Linked DNA regions of Homo sapiens: region 2 is linked to region 1. Evidence: read pairs that join two places in POLR2A ChIA-PET (ENCODE). Cell type or tissue: IMR-90. All regions are shown on one strand. Region 1 overlaps NCKAP5 (NCK associated protein 5). Region 2 overlaps LYPD1 (LY6/PLAUR domain containing 1).

Region 1 (2,500 bases):
AATGACACGAATTCACTATATGGTATGTGAGTGTATATATGTTGACATTAGCCTCATTTAGGAGTTTAGGAGACAAAGACATCAAGACTTATTGAAATTAAAAAGTTTGTCCAAGGCTAGGTGTGGTGGCTTAGGCCTGTAATCCCAGCACTTTCGGAGGCTGAGGAGGGTGGATCACCTGAGGTCAGGAGTTCGAGACCAGCCTGGCTAACCTGGTGAAACCCTGCCTCTACTAAAAATACAAAAATTAGCTGGCCATGGTGGTAGGTGCCTGTAATCCCAGCTACTCAGGAGGCTGAGGCAGGAGAATTGCTTGAACCTGGGAGGTGGAGGTTGCAGTGAGCTGAGATCGCACCACTGCACTCCAGCCTGGGTAACAGAGCGAGTCTCCATTTCCAAAAATAAAGGAAGTTTGTGTAAGATCATTTGCCAAACTGCTAAATAAATGTTAGACCTGAAATCTGGCTGTCACATTCCAAAGTCTTTTGGCTTTTCATTTACCACCCCAATGGCTTTTCTTTGTTTTAATTAGCTATTGGGCTCTGATTATTACAGGATACTTCTACAGATACACACACACACACACACACACACACACACACACACACAAAGAGTCATGTACCTTATAAAGATGTGTGATGGTGGTCTCGTAAGATTATACCATGTTTTTACTGTACCTTTTTTATGTTTAGATATGTTTAGATACACAAATACTTGCCATTGTGTTACAGTTGCCTACAGTATTCAGTACAGTAACATGGTATATAGGATTCTAACCTAGGTACCATATAGCCTGGGTGTGTAGTAGGCTGTACCATCTAGGTTTGTGTAAATACACTCTATGATGTTTACACAATGATGAAATCTCCTAAGGAATGTGTGACTGTGTATATGTGTATGTGTATGTGTGGATATATGTATGTGTGCATATATACATATGTATATGTATAAAATATAAGTGGCATATGCTGAGTGATGAATGAAAAACTATATACAGAAAAGTAAAATGAAGATAATTTTAAAACAGCTTGCTTCATCAACCTAAGTTAGTGTTTACTTACAGTCATCCCAAACCACAAAAGAGAAGTAAAGGTACTTCTTTGTTTAGGAACAGTATCTACAAACTTCATATTCCTTATCTTGGAAATGTAAGTCTGACAGGTGACCAAACCCTAAAAAATCAAAGCTATAAAAATGCTACCATGACCTGGACTTGTTTCCTGGCCTGTGGATGTACATCTTAAACTTGCCTGGCATTTATCTGAGCTGAACTCACACCTGCACATGGTATACAGTTACACATGCTTGGGCCTGATTTCATAAAGAACTACAACCTTTCTAATCAACTATGCATTTATATATACAGAGATGACAGGAGAAATTAGATCCTGAAATCTGTACATAACAGGTTCACATGGATGAATTCACTGACTTTGTGGTCTAAAGTGATTTATATATACACACACGTATACACTGATACATATATATGTATAAATGTATACATATACATTAAGACATATTTTTACATAATTCATAATTTGTTTTCAAAAAGTAACTTAAATATTTTTGGAACCTTCAAAGTACCTTGATGAGCACAGTTTGAAAACGCCGTGGTTTTTTTTTTCTTCTTATGTTCTTCTTTTCTAAGTAGATTGTATGAGCTCCTTGAGGGTAAGAATGATACGTTTTGTGCTTCTGTATTTGCAAATAGATCTTAGTTTAGTATTAAAATATAGAGAAGTCTTTTACCACTGATAATCCAGTTTTGTTCAGATGGTTGACAACCAGCTACATTAAAGCAAAGATTTCTGCAGCATTGTGTTTAGAATTAAATAGTGTAATGGAAGGATGTCACCTGATTGTGGGGAGCAAGAGTCTCCATGCACAAAATGGATCCTTTTTTTTTTAATATGGTAATCTCTTGATACTTCTTTTTCCCTTGAAAACAAGAGCTATTCATGAGGCTTAACTTAGTACTTCTCAACTTTCAAAAAGCTTCCAGAGACAAGGTTGAGTGAGGGGCTTCCAACAGTGAGTCAAGACAAAATAACTTTTTATGTCTGCCTCAAGGCCATAGTACGAATGCTGAACAGTGTTACAGAAAGGGACTGAGGGATCCTTAAAAGTTGTGTCATTATTGAGCTGAAAGAACTAATAGGTGTGAGCTTTGAATTCTGAAATCACTCTTATTTCAGTATTTTGTGATATTTTATATTCTTTTAATTAAATGGCTGCATGTCCAGTGACTTTAATGACCCTATCTTGAGGAGCTATGCCTTTCACAAATGAAGGTATCAAAATTGATGTATTTTTCCACAGTTTGCAGTATAGCTGAGTTTCATTGTGCAGATAAAATTGGATTAACCACATGACTCCACCTATGGCTTTGCTGGCTTAGTCACTTCTCCAACTGTGCAAAGGACAACTGCATTGAGAGATGGCAACCCAATGGCCTTGTCCTTCCAGGGGTCAGTAAAAATATCTACTTCATTTTTTAAAA
Region 2 (2,500 bases), 300 kb after region 1:
TTGTTAGAAGTAGCAGGGGTCTCTGCTAATCTTCCAGCGTCCTCCATTTGTCCCTGTCTCTCCTCCTCCTACCAGGCCTCTCCTGTTAGCTCTCTTTTAGACATCCCATCTGCAGTCCTTAATTTCTCACTGTTAACCCCATTTTGAATCAATCAGATGGGCTATGGAATATGCTCTATGAATAAAGTGCAAAACAAAAACAAAGTTCCACATTCTATTTTTGGCAAAGGAGACTTCAACAGCTTAAAAAACTTTAAAATGAAGCTGGGCACGGCGGCTCATGCCTGTAATCCCAGCACTTTGGGAAGCTTGAGGTAGGTGGATCACCTGAGGTCAGGAGTTTGAGACCATCCTGGCCAACATAGTGAAACTCCATCTCTACTAAAAACACAAAAAATTAGCTGGGCGTGGTGGCACATGCCTGTAATCCCAGCTACTCAGGAGGCTGAGACGTGAGAATTGCTTGAACCCGGGAGGTGGAGGTTGTAATGAGCTGAGATTACTCCACTGCACTCCAGCCTGGGCAACAGAGTGAGACTCTGTCTCAAAAACAAAACGAAACAAAAAAACCTTTAAAACATATTTGGATATCAAAAAATATATCTTCATATATTAAAACCAGCTCCGCTAAAAGGGTTTCCATATCAACTTCGATGAAGTTAGGAATTACACAGGAAGGGATTCTATTCTGTGAATGTTCACATCCCTACCTCCTTTCCTTTCCAGACACTAAAAGAACAAACACCTTGCTCTTCGAGATGAGACATTTTGCCAAGCAGTTGACCACTTAGTTCTCAAGAAGCAACTATCTCTTTCATGTGCCTTCTGAGGAAGTATTCAGAGGGGGAATATCAAATGTCTTTCCCTTGGACTCTCCCAGTGAGTGAAGTATTTGTTTATGTTAACTTTCCAGCTGAACAAGCAGCCGGTGCTGACCTCCCATCTCCATAGATGAAACATTTGAAGATTGATCCAGCTCTCCCATAACACTAATTCCTCCCACTATGATTGCATGAAAGCTGCTGTCATTGATAGTTTTCCTAATGAGTTTAAACAGAGAGGTTTCAAAGCTGGGGCATTTTTCCCAAGTGAAAATGAAACGAAGTATGAAAACAAAACATACCATTTTCTTTGAACTTTGAAAAGGAAATCTGCCTCCCTTACATACTCCTGAAACAAAAATTCTGAATCTACAGCCTTTGAGAGAGACAGTGTACCCTTGCCTGCCCTCCCTCTCTCCCGCCCGCCCTCCCTACCTTCCTTCCTTCCTTCCTAATTGACCAACTTAGGTTCTAATGTCCAAACTAAGCAAAGGTTTATTAGCACACTGTGCAAAAGGACTCAACACTTCAACCCCTATTTTTTACTTGTCCAATGGAAAGTGTATTGGCTCCCTTAGGGGAGAGAACCCCTATGTTCTAGGTTCTTCACATTTGGTAACTTGAAAGAGTTTACTTAATATCCCAGGGGCTTAGCCTCCCCCCTTGTAAAATGTAGAAACAGGCTGACTGTTTTCTTATGAGATACAGCAAGAGAATGAGAAATGCGGTCAGTATAACCATCTTCAAGGAACCAGTGCTAGACATGGAAACCTGTCTTGATGCTCACCAGGAGTTGCCCCATTCACTATCCATACCTGCTTCTGAAGGGTGGCCCAGATATTATAGTACAAGTTAGTTTGTACACTGTTTCTATATTTCTCAGAATGAGGGAGTCCTTGAATTCAGCCTTTAGTTCCTAACAGTAGTATCCTCATAGTTAATTTAGAAGGTTCACAAAGAGATAATATCCCCACTTGATAGTTGGTGAATCTAAGACACAGAAAAGTCAAGATCACACAGCCAGTGGGACAGGAATTCAAGTACCTTTCACTTCTCCAGGTTTTTTTTTTTTTTTCCGCTGTGGTGCCATTTTCTATGTTTTCCCGCTTTTTTTGTATTTTTAACAACAATTTTATTGAAATATAATTCACCCTTTAAAGTATGCAATTATGTGGTTTTTCGTTTATTCATAGAGAAGTGTAACTATCACCACCAGTTCAAGAACATTTCATCACCCCAAAAGAAACTTTATTTTATTAGCAGTCACCCCTCATTTTCCCCTTTTCCCAGCCCCTGGGAACCACTAATCTGCTTTCTGCTTCTATGGATTTGCCTATGCTGGACATTTCCTGTAAGTGAAATCTCATACTGTGTGGCCTTTTGTGGCTGGCTGCTTTTGCTTAGGATCATGTTTTATGGCTCATCCATACCACTTCCACTTTTGTTTTGTTTTGTTTTTTATTCCATAGGTAGATGTGTCCTTCCTCTTGCTGGGGCAGATATCTAAAAAGAAAGCTCAGGTTTAGCAGATCCCTACCTTATGGAATGGGATAGAATGAGAATGGAATGGGATGCAGCATGGCTGTGAATCTTAGAACTCCACTGGCCAATTAGCCAATTTGCTGAATTAAAGTAACAACATGTGCCAAGAGCAAGCCATTCCAGTGAGTTTTCGGCAA

What was found. ChIA-PET counts read pairs that join two places held together with the same protein. Peaks named below come from ENCODE experiments on the same cell type or tissue, not always from the same donor. Only the 100,000 strongest peaks of a DNase experiment are listed, where the experiment ranks them.
Region 2: POLR2A ChIA-PET joins it to region 1 with 5 read pairs; 3 of 35 experiments call an interaction of 5 or more read pairs at or near these places.

What each region holds. Positions count from the first base shown.
Region 1 is chr2:132,964,014-132,966,513 of GRCh38, reverse strand. All of the region lies in intron 7 of NCKAP5 (NCK associated protein 5), which reads left to right. Among named protein-coding and RNA genes, the nearest start is that of NCKAP5-AS1, 50 kb to the right of the region's middle. In IMR-90, no CTCF peak of the experiment used is centred here; no DNase peak of the experiment used is centred here.
Region 2 is chr2:132,661,338-132,663,837 of GRCh38, reverse strand. All of the region lies in intron 2 of LYPD1 (LY6/PLAUR domain containing 1), which reads left to right. Among named protein-coding and RNA genes, the nearest start is that of LYPD1, 7.6 kb to the left of the region's middle. In IMR-90, no CTCF peak of the experiment used is centred here; a DNase peak (open chromatin) is centred at 967; H3K4me3 peaks cover 323 bases.